Linked DNA regions of Homo sapiens: region 2 is linked to region 1. The links are chromatin contacts, found by Hi-C or POLR2A ChIA-PET in ENCODE. All regions are on one chromosome and are shown on one strand. The core of a region is the stretch at or near the end of the contact, and the rest is flanking DNA. Distances in the headings are between cores, read along the strand shown.

Region 1 (5,920 bases), core at 70-2,569:
TGCACCATTGCACTCCAGCCTGGGCGACAGAATGAGACTCCATCTTCTCTGTGTCATGCCAGTGTGCGAGATTTGGCCGCAGCCATGGGGGTACAGAACAGCACATAAGGAGCCTAGACTCGGGAGCAGGTCCTATCCAGGCGCAGGGAGAAACCCCAGGGAAGTTTTCTCTGCCGCTGGAGCCCAGGGAGATGAGACAGGCACTGAGTCAGGGCAGGCCTTGCTTCGGGGCGCTGGTTCATGAAGCTCGCTCTGACAGCAGGGCTGAGTGTGGGCGGTCGAAGCGGCTTTTGCCCGAGACAGAGGCCGGTGCCACGGCCTGCTCTGCTCTCGAAGGCAAAGTGCCTCATCCATCCAGGCTGCGCTGTTCATGGACACCTTGTGTTCTGGGGATGGAATGAAGCACCCAGCACAGCGTCTGTCACACGGGAGGTGCCCTTCTCTGTCCCTACAGAGAAGGGGCAAGGATAGACGGTTCTGAGGTGAAAACTCCGCAGGGCGAGGTGGCATTTTGCAGTAGTGAAAAGCCTTAGATGGAGCAGTGGGAAGAGGCTGCCCCTGCAGAGACTGGGAACACAGGGAGGGGAGGCTGGAGAGGAGTTGGAGGAGAAGCGGCGGGTGGAGGCGAGGCCTTGCCGGGGCACAAGGAGGACATTTCCGTCTCTTCCTGGGGAGGCGCTTCTGGCACCTTCCGGGGCGGCCTCCGGCTGTCTTCGCCCAGCCCGCCAGGCGGCGTCAGGGCTCCGGGGGCGCGCGGCCAGCCCGCCCTGCGTCTCCTTCCTCCTCCTTCCCGGGCTGGGGCCCAGGCGAGCGAGACGGGCCGGAGCCGCGGGCCCCCGCGCCGTTCCCAGGCCGCGCAGACATTAACTCATTCCTGCCTAGGGGGAAAGAGGCGGCCGGGCGGGCGCGCGCTGGAGTCGGCCTGCCTCCACCTCCCTCTCCGGGAGGCCCGGCTGCCAAGCGGAGTCCGGGGGCGGCTGGCAGGCGGCCCCGTATGAAGTGGGGCGTGTGGTCCCGAGCCCCCCTCCGCTCCCCTTCCCTCCAGGCTCTTCGGATCCGGGCGTCAGAGAGGGCGGGGAGCCCGCGCGGGACCCGGAGCGCCGCGGCCGCAGCCGCAGCTCCCCCCGGGGCCTCCTCCGGGCCGAGGGCGGCGTTCGCAGGCCGGATCTTATCGCTGGCGCCCGAGGTGGGCGGCCGCTCCCCGGAACACCTGAGGCCCGGGAGGGGGCGGGCGGCGGCGGCGCGGAGACCCTGCGCGCGGGCCGGGGACGGTCACGTTGGCCCGCGGGCCGGGCGGCGGCCAGGCGCTTGCGGAGAGCCGGGCCCGGCCCGGCGTGAGTCAGAAATCACCTTGTTTAATTACATATCCCCGAGCCCGCCGAGTGCGATAGGGGACTTTTGAACTTGCCAATTAGAGATGAAATATCACCTTCTAATTTAGACTGGCTTAATTCCGTCACGCAAAAATAGCAACAGCCCCGGGGCTGCGAGATGGGATATCAGGTCTCTCCTGGCGTGACGGCGAGCCAGGCTGAAGGATGCAGAAGCTGAGGGCTGCGAAGCGCCACTGCCTGCTCGCCCCCCGACGGAGTCGGGGTTGCGACGGGGGAACGGAGCTGCCGGGCCGGGCCACCGAGGCCGGGGAGGTTCCTTCTCTGGGTGGGTTAGCCCCAAGCAAGGAAGCCGTCAAATCGGGGTCCAGATTCTAGCCTGCCTCTGTGAGACCTCTGTGTTGTGGGGGCTGGAAAAGAAAAGGAGGTGGATCCGGGAGTCTGTAAGGCCTTCCGATGGAGGGAAGCGACTGCCAGGCAGGGGGAATAGGGTTAGTATTGCTGGAGGGAGGCAGGAAAGGTGGGCCAGGGCCCTGTTTACTTGAAAGGGGGCGTACTAAAGCCTGTTTTGCTGCTTGGGGAGTTTCTAAGCGGGCATCTGCTGTTGAGTCTGGCAGCCTGAGCTCGTTTCGGCTAAGCAGTTCACCAGCTGGATGACTTGGAGGCAGCCATTTAAGCTCTCCAAGTCTCAGTTCCTCATCTGTAAAATGGACTTGCAAATATTATCTGCCTCCTTGGATTGCAGCGAGTAATAAGGCACGTAAAGGGCCTGGCATGTGGAAGCAGTCATTTTGGTGAAGGCAGCACCACGCAATAGAAATTTCCTATTAGCCACATTTTTAAAAAATAAAAGAAAGCAAGTTAAATTCATTTTAATATATTTTCTTTGACTACATATATTTAAGATATCAGGCCGGACGCAGTGGCTCACGCCAGTAATCCCAGCACTTTGGGAGGCCGAGGCGGGCGGATCATAAGGTCAGAAGATCGAGACCACCAGGGTAACACGGTGAAACCCCGTCTCTACTAAAAAAGTACAAAAAATTAGCCGGGCGTGGTGGCGGGCGCCTGTAGTCCCAGCTACTCGGGAGGCTATGGCAGGAGAATCACTTGAACCCAGGAGGCAGAGGTGGCTGTGAAGCCGAGATTGCGCCACTGCACTCCAACTTGGGCGACAGAGCAAGGCTCCGTCTCAAAAATATATATATATATATATAATTTCAACATATAATCAATATAAAATAATTATTAATGTGCCTTCAAAATCTGGTGTGTGTTTTACACTAACGGCACTTCTTGGTCGGACTAGCCACATTTCAGCTGCTCATCGGCCACGTAGCACTATGTATTGGACACCGCAGGATTAGGGCTTCTGGTCTTAATCTTTTTATTTTTTGAGATGGAGTTTCTCTTTTGTTGCCCAGGCTGGAGTACAATGGCACGACTTCGACTCACTGCAACCTCCACCTCCCGGGTTCAAGAGATTCTCCTGCCTTAGCCTCCCGAGTAGCTGGGTTTACAAGGCGCCCACCACCATGCCCGGCTACTAGAAGTTTTAGTAGAGACGGGGTTTCACCATGTTGGCCAGGCTGATCTCGAACTCCTAACCTCAAGTGATCCACCGGCCTCAGTCTTCCAAAGTGCTGGGATTACAGGCGTGAGCCACCGCGCCCAGCCAATCTTAATCTTTTTTAGCAGAGAATTGCACTTCACAAAGAAAGGAAAGAAAATGTTGCACAGAACCCCCTTATATATAACAGAGGGATGAAGCTGCTCTGAAGTTGTGCTAGATCACCTCTCCCTGCTCTCTGTCCCTGGTGGTGTTCCTGGAATCACTTCTTCCCCCAGCATTTTGATATTCTCTGCAAAGTTGTTAGGGAGGGTGACAATACCTCAAATTTGGGCTGTACACATTTACAAAATCCATTCACTATGTCACCCCAGCAGGTCCCCAGCATGCCCTGTGGGGCAGGCAGGGTGTCAGGCATTCCACCACCACTGAATAGACCTCAGTCTCAGGTTATCTGACTTCAGGATGTTCCATTTCCCTTCCCTCCTCTCCCCCAACCCTAGGCGCTACCAGTCTAACTGGGCTGGGCTTCCCTAGGTGAGCAGCAGGCCATGAGACAGGCTGACAGTACATCTGACCCTGACACCCAGGTTGCCCCCATCCTTGCCATCCTCACTCACATTTAGTGACACACTATGCCAGGTACTAGGCTACGCTCTTTATATTTCTTACCTTCCCTTAATCCTCATAATAACCTTGTGAGATACTAAGAATCAGTATTGCCAGTTTTAGATGAAGAAATTGAGGCCCAGAGAGGTTAAGGAACTTGCCCAAGGACACAAAACCAGGAGGTAGTAGAGCTGGATCCTGCAGCCAGGGCTCTTGGCTATGCTATCAAGACTCCACAGCAGGGGGTCTCCTTCATGTTGAAAATGACTCCTCCCTGACATGTTGCACTGAGATTTTCTAGAAATTGGACTCATATTCTTTACAGAGGCAGCTTGGGATGATAGAATGAATGGATTTGGAGATGTATTCCCACTTACTAGCTCTGTCTGAGCCTCAGTGACCTCAAGTGTAAAGAGGGAATAATGTGAAGACCGATTCAGATGACAGATGCTATGTGCCTCGTTACCCCTAAAGGGGAGGAAGATTCCTTATGGAGAAGGTATTATCTTTTTTTTTTTTTTTTTTTTGAGATGGAGTCTTGCTCTGTTGCCCAGGCTGGAGTGCAGTGGTACGATCTCGGGTCACTGCAAGCTCCGCCTCCTGGGTTCACGCCATTCTCCTGCCTCAGCCTCCTGAGTAGCTGGGACTACAGGCACCCGCCACCACACCCAGCTAATTTTTTGTATTTTTTTAGTAGAGATGGGGTTTCACCACATTAGCCAGGATGGTCTCGATCTCCTGACCTCATGATCTGCCCACCTCAGCCTCCCAAAGTGCTGGGATTACAGGCGTGAGCCACCATGCCCAACCGGTATTATCTTTTGAAGGCCTCACTGGCAGGATGGCTCCAGGGCAGGGCTGTGGAGGGTTTTATCTCTTCTTCCTTCAACAACATGGATGGATCCTATCTACCTGGTCCCTACTCACCCCCAGCACAGGGATTTCCAGCTCACCCAGCTCTGAAGGGTGGGTCACCTGGGAGTGGAAGGTGCAGAGTGGGAGCCACAGGCTGCCCCAGGCGGTCCAGGGGAACCAGGTGGGAAAGAGAGACTGGAGATGGGGCCAGGGTCTTAGGCCCTAAGGAAAACCTTCCTCTCCAGGTTGAGGCTGGAGTATGGGGTGGGGGGCAGAGGCGGGGTGTGGGTGCAGGGACTGCCTCAATGCAGTCCATCCTGCCCATACTGAGCTCAGGAATGGGGAGGGAGGCTGTGCTGACATGCTTCCTAGGGTTGGGGGAATGAGGCCTCTTTGCTGAGGAGCAGACTGAAATGTGGTGAGGCTTCTGGAACCTCACTCACTGGAAGAGGAAGCCAGCTGGACCTTGCCTGCAGGGTGCAGCTGGGTCTGCCCTGGCTAGGTGTTGAGGGCCCAGGCGGGAGAGGGCTGTGGGTAAGCAGTGGCAATGCTTTTTCTGTGCTGTGAGCCCAAAACGTTTTTCTGCTCTCAGGGAGCTGGAGGAGGGGGTGATAGAAGTGAGGTGGTGCATTCTCTTCCCTGTGCTCTGACTGCCTGGGCAATCTTTAGACAGTCACTCAGACACACTCTCAGCTTCCACCAAAGCGATGTGGGAGTACAGGGGTCCCCCAAGGCAGCCACGGGCCAAGTGAGCAGCTACTTCTAGGCTGTGTCACCCTAGAGTCTCTGCCCAGCACCCTCTGAATGACTCCTTCAAGATCCCCCACCCTAATCAAACCAAGACGGAATTGCCCCCCAATACAAATCAAGCCAAGCTGTTTTTCAAGAAAGTAATTGTAGCTAAACCTGAAACCTGAACCTGAAAACCCAGCTACCAGGTCACCTGTTTTGTCCTGAGGGCTGACCTAGGTCCAGGTTCAGCAAACTTATGCCAAGGGAGGTATTTCAGATGTCAAATCACTGGTCAGAGTGCAACTGAAAGCATCTTGCAGTCAAAGGCGAGGTGACCCACTCCCACCTCTCCCCGCCCAGGTACCCCCACCCCCACTCTGCGTCTTATGCAGGCCTTGGGCAGTCAAGGCCTGGCGGAGCCCCACCCTGCACAGCTGCAAATATTTATAGCCATGTCCCTTTTCCAGCCCTGTCGAGGGTTCTGCTGTGCTTGCTCCCTAGCTCTGTGAACACCCTGCTGAGAATTCAAATCTGGGCCATCAAGAAGTTCAGGAACAAGTCTCCCAAAAAAACTGAAATTGTACTGCTCTAATGTTAAAGTCACCTTTTGCATTTCTCTGGCTAGGAGTGAGGGGAACTGGGAAGAATGAATTCCTGACACACCTTTCTTTGGGTTTTTTTTGGCTTTTGCAGTGCCTGCATCTACCTACAGCCCGTCCCCAGGGGCCAATTACAGTCCCACTCCCTACACCCCCTCCCCTGCCCCTGCCTACACCCCCTCCCCTGCCCCTGCCTACACCCCCTCACCTGTCCCCACCTACAC
Region 2 (5,287 bases), core at 189-2,688, 43 kb before region 1:
GGGCTGCATGATATAGGGTGAAGGAAGTGATTAAGCAGGGAAAAGGACACAGGTCTTTTCCTGACTTCTTCCACTTGATAGTTTTGTGACTTTGGGCAAGTGACAAAACAACCCCGTAATATGGGTGATCCTACCTTGTACCTTGCATGTGCCAGGCCCCAGGAGTGAGGCTAGAAGCTGAGAAATGACTCACACCCAGGCCTCTACTGACTCCTCAGGGTCCAAGCCAGACCCCTCCAAGAGGGCCAGCAAGCAGCCAACCCAGTTGCCTCCCCTGAGCCTCAGTTTCTCCAACCAAGGAGCCAGGGTGGGCCTTGATCTATCTCCAGACCACATAGGGGCCTGAGGTCTTTCTTGGGGAAGGGGTTGGCCCAAAGACCGCACTGGCAGAAGTCCCAAGGTGCTGAGGCCCCCATCCAGAACACACTGTCTCTGGGGTACAGGCTGAACATGCCACACGTGCTTCCCCCTCCCTGCCCCTCCTGGCCCTGTGTCTAGCAGCTGAGCAAATGGCGTCTCCTCCCTTCTCCCTGCCCCCTGCCATTCCTGCGCAAAGGGCACGGGGCCTGGCGTGTGGCACTGGCAGCTGGAGCTTTCCATGCTGCCGTCAAGTTTTCCAGAGCACAAAGACAGGAGAGCCAGGAATAACTGGCTGGGCCCCCAGAGGGTCTGGAGGGGATGGGCCTGCCTCAGACCTGCTTTCAGACCCTATGCCAAGGGGTGCAGGCAGAGGGCCAGCTGCCCAGGACCAGGGCTTTGGGAGGCTTCTGTGGCTACTGGGAGCCCATTATCTGGCATGCATTCTGTAGGAATCAGCCCAGGCTCCAGTGTGACCTGGGTCCACTCCTTGTGTGACCTTGGAGAAGTCATTTAACCTCCCTGAGCTTTGTCTCCTGCGGGCCCAGGTGGCAGCTTCTCAGGATCCCAGGGAGTGAAGGGCCCATACTGAGGTTGGCTATGCCCAGAGCTGCTGTTATGATGATCGTTTTTATGGCTGGACAACCCTGGGCCAGTCACAGACCAGCTGGAGGCTCAGCTCAAGCCAAGGCACCTCCAGGGCCCCATACTGGATAAAGCACAACCCCAGAATCCTGGCCAGGGACCACACGGCAGCAAAGCCCCTACCCAAGGGAGCTCAGCCCCTGGTCTTCTGAGCAAGAGGATGGGTACCACTGGGCAGGAAGAGCGAGTGTCTACGCTCTCCAGAGGACACAGGAGCAAGGAGACCAGAGCATTCTCACCAACCAGGCCAGTTCCCCTTCCTCCCCCCTGGGGGGTGCTGGGTGCCGGACACCCCTCCCCAGGGGCTATATTAGCCGTGTGAGTCATGGTGGACCGGCTGGGAGGCGGCAGGCTGGCAGGCACAGTGTAGGGTTACAGTCCATTTATGGGCGCAGCCGAAGGCAGATATCAGTGTCGATGGCATTCGCTCCCAGCTATTCTTAGGAGCCTCTCAAGAGCTCCACGCAGCCCGGCTGGGCAGCAAGGGACAGAACAGGCAAGGCTGGGGGTCAGGGGCAGGGGCAGAGGTGTGGACCGGGCAGGCGGAGTGCCTGAGTGCCCTCTCACTCAACCCTCTCTACCCTTTGTCTGCAGAGGCGGCCGCTGACAGCACCAGCATGTCTTACAGTGTGACCCTGACTGGGCCCGGGCCCTGGGGCTTCCGTCTGCAGGGGGGCAAGGACTTCAACATGCCCCTCACTATCTCCCGGGTGAGTGCACCCTGCCACAGCCTGGCACCCGATGGGGCAGGCACGCTTGGAGGAGGGCATGTGTGTCCGTCTGTCTGTCTGTCCTTTCTGAGCCTCTCAGAAAGCAGAGCATGCCCCATCCCCTGGGACTGGCCTGGTCCTCTGGTCTCAGCCACAGCTGTTTGCTCACTGGAGCGCGCCGGCCTGTTATGCATGTGAGACATCATGAGCAGGTGGTAGGTGTTTTTAGCAGAGAAGAAAATGCTGAGTTTTCAGGCAGGCAGGCAGGCAGGCAGGCAGGTAGCTGGACAGAGAGTACAGCACCTTCCTGATCCCTTTACTGTTAGAGTGGGCTCAGGGTGCCCCCAAGCCTTGAGCATTTCCCTAGATATGGGCAGCTGCTTTGGGAAGGGAGTATTCCCAGCATGGAGAGGGCAGGTGATGGGCAGTTGGATAGATGGACAGACAGACGGTTGACCTTGGCTGCCCAGCTGTCAGAGTGTGGGGCTGGGCTGGACTGAGTACTGGGCACCTGCTCCATCCCAAACTTGAGACACCAAGACCCTGGCTCATGGGGCTGGGCGCTTCTCCCCATTCACCATGGCTGCTTTGTCTGTCTCAGGTCTTGTTCCCCACAAGTGCTGGGGCCTGGTGAGATGGCCCCCTATCCTGCAGTGTCTGTGATGGGGAGCAGCATGGCCTGATGCAGATGACACAGAACATCAGGGGTTGTCTGAGTAACTCTACCGCCTGGCTGGAGACAGCAACACCAGAGAGGCAGAAAGTTAGCCATGCTCCTGAGGAAGCACTCCAGGAGCAGGGACTGATGGGGGAACAGCCCCCAGACCGTAGTAGGCACTCCGTCAGTTTCTGTCAAACAAAGAGACTCCCCAGCAAGGCACTGGTAGACCCAGGGCTGAAGGCCCCAAGGCTCAGGGCGAACTGTGAGGCATACAGGGCAAGGACAACCCTGCCTGGTGGCTGAGCCCCTGACCGTGCTGTTCCGGGCACAAGGCCAGAGGGGGAGGCCCCCAGTCTGTCACTGGAGGGTGGTAGGTAGGCAGGGGTATCTGGGCTACTGCCCACCAGGGGAACAAGGGGACAGTTTCTTCTCTGGGGCCTTAAGGACTTGCCTTGGGCCTGGGGGCTGGAGGAAGGGGTTGGAGGGGAAGCACTGAAGTGGGCAAGGCCTGAAGGGGCTTGGCAGAGGGGCCAGGGAACCTGGGCAGCGGGTCAGGAGCCAATGCCCCCAGTGGAGGAGTAATCTTTTTTTTGTTCCACGGGTACTTGAGGGGACCCCAGAAGTAGAAGCCCCACCCAGGGATGCCGTGAGAGCCTTATAATAGCCATAGAGGCCACATGCTTACAGGAGGGGTGCTGGCCTGGCTCTGGTGCAGGGAACAGGCCCTGACCTCCATCCTTCAGTTGCAGATGTGGCTTGTTCTAACCTGGAGATTCCACCCCTCCAGATCTACTGCCCTGGAGACCACAGGGTCCTGGGCACCCACAGCCTTGCACACTTTGCATGAGGTGGTGACCTGTGAGCATGTGAGCCCCAGTGGATTTCCCACTGCCCTTTCCCACAGCTCCCCACCCCCATGCTTGCAGGACTCCTTCCTGTATAAGGTGGAGCCTCTGTGTGCTCTCTCATGGGCCCTGTGGCCTCCCCTGCCTGGGACTGAGCCCACATCTCCCCCAGCTCCACCATCTCGAGGCCTCCTGCTGGTGCTCCCTGCCCTATCCCTATGGGTGCAAATTGGCCACTGGGCTCAGTGGCACTCAGGATAGCCAATGACCTCACCCAGGGTCTATGTGCCACCTGGCCCCGGCCAGCCAGGGGCTTAAATGGCAGCCCAGAAGCCTTAAGCTAGATAGCAGGAGGAATGTCCTTACTCTGGGGAGGGGGTATGCAGGGATGTGCTGGATCCAATGACTGTGGGGACTTCTAAAAATAGAACCCGAAGCTCGGGCAGGGCACCGGGGGATGGGCATGATATGGCCTCTCGGCTTCCTTTAGGGGCATACCCCAAATCACCTAAGCCGCGGAGCAGGCTGGACTGGGTACTGGAGCCTTCCCCAGGGCTCGGAGCCTCTTGAGAAATTTTGGTGGTAGGCTGCTGATAGCCTGGGCTTGTGTCCTGGTTCAGTGCCGCTGGCAGGGCAGGCCTTGTGGACACAGCCCTGCCATCCCACCAGGGCTGTAGGATTTACTGCCGGGGCTCGCAGGGCCCTTCTGCACCAGGGACATCCCCCTACGGGGGAGGCATGGCCAGAGCTCTCTGGAGGAACCCCACTCCCACCCCAGCCAGGACCTGAGCCTGTGCCATAGGGCACCAGAGGCAAGAGTGTGTGACCCTGTGGGGTGGGCAGGCAGGCGAGGCTGGGATCGTTACCTCGCTTCAGAGCCTGGCAAACTGAGGCTCGAGTCTGCTCACAGGACAGGGATGTCCATGGGTGGATCTCCTGTATCCTGTCACCCCTAACTCCCATGCTGGCTTGCTCACCCCTCTAACTGGGACTAATAGAGAGGCACTGGGGAGGGTCTGTCCCCTCTCAGCTGCAGGTGTGTGCTGCAGCTCCTCCTGGAAGGACACAGGCCACCTGCAGGCTGGGTGGTGGCTCCCGGGGGCTCATGGCAGCAACTTTGGGGCAGCAGCAGCCCCTCAAGGCATCCCTTCATAGGGTCTCTGCTTGCAGACCCACAGAGAAGGGAGTTCAAGAGGGAGACTGGGAAAGGAGGGTGGCGGGGAAATGCCTTTATTTATCCTGGACAGGTGTGGCTGGGCCTGCAACATGAGCTGCCCTTTCACCCCACCCCAGCCAGTTCTCCAGGAAGTGGAGAAGGGGGAGCAGCCCAGAGAGGGAGCAGCTCCAAAGGCCTCTGCCCTGGCAGCTGGCCAGAGGCTGGGGCTGTGGTCTGGGGTCTCACCTCTTCATGCCTCTCATGCCTCCGCCTTGGGGAAGAGGAGTATGCTTTGTTAGGCTCTGCTGCTCTCAGCTGTGTCACCTCAGAAGTCTGTTTACCTGCTCGGCCTCAGTTTTTCTCACCCTTAAAATGGGGATAGCAGGCTGGGCGCGGTGCCTCATGCCTGTAATCCCAGCACTTTGGGAGGCCGAGGGGGCAGACCACTTGAGGTCAGGAGTTTGAGACCAGCCTGGCCAACATGGTGAAACCCTGTCTCCACTAAAAATACAAAAATTAGCCAGGTGTGGTGGTACATGCTTGTGATCCCAGCTACTCAAGAGGCTGAGGCAGGAGAACAGCTTGAACCCAGGAGGCAGAGGTTGCAGTGAGCTGAGATCGCACCACTGCACTCCATTCTGGGGGCAGAGTGAGACTCCATCTTAAAAATAAATAAATAAATAAACAAATAAAATGATGCCTTCCACACCTGTGAGAGCTCTTTCTAACAGGCACTTGTGAAAACTTTCCACCTGTTGTCTACTGGGACTGGTTGTGAGACTGGTGGAGTCGGGGGCTGAGCCTGGGCCCAGGAGGGGCCTGCCTGTCTACTGGAAACCCTCTCTTCCTAGGGTCTCAGCCACCCCGCCTGCAGGCTCACCTGGAGCACCAGCTCAGAGGCCTCTTCTCTGTG

What was found. Hi-C counts contacts between places; a loop is a spot of excess contacts on that map. ChIA-PET counts read pairs that join two places held with the same protein, here RNA polymerase II (POLR2A). Pooled maps may share reads with other maps.
Region 2: a map with no recorded cell type shows a loop between it and region 1 (4-fold over the local background). The contact joins the promoter of LDB3 here to the enhancer-like site in region 1. A Hi-C loop is called at or near these places in 1 of 168 maps with a recorded cell type or tissue (lower leg skin), 3 of 37 single-sample maps with no recorded cell type and 1 of 50 pooled maps. POLR2A ChIA-PET finds 5 or more read pairs at or near these places in 4 of 52 experiments (A549, H1, Panc1 and 1 more).

Annotation. Positions count from the first base shown.
Region 1 is chr10:86,710,537-86,716,456 of GRCh38, forward strand. LDB3 (LIM domain binding 3) reads left to right here. Exons shown (of 14, transcript NM_007078.3): 10 at 5,791-5,920. Among named protein-coding and RNA genes, the nearest start is that of BMPR1A, 43 kb to the right of the region's middle. RefSeq lists enhancers at 252-871, 872-1,491, 2,036-2,085 and a silencer at 606-1,295. Within about 2 kb of position 1,320, at least 35 of the 41 ENCODE cell types and tissues checked have a DNase peak (open chromatin) inside an H3K27ac peak, as active enhancers do.
Region 2 is chr10:86,667,073-86,672,359 of GRCh38, forward strand. LDB3 (LIM domain binding 3) reads left to right here and starts at 1,439. Exons shown (of 14, transcript NM_007078.3): 1 at 1,439-1,498; 2 at 1,597-1,712. The coding sequence starts at 1,620. RefSeq lists an enhancer at 1,570-1,619.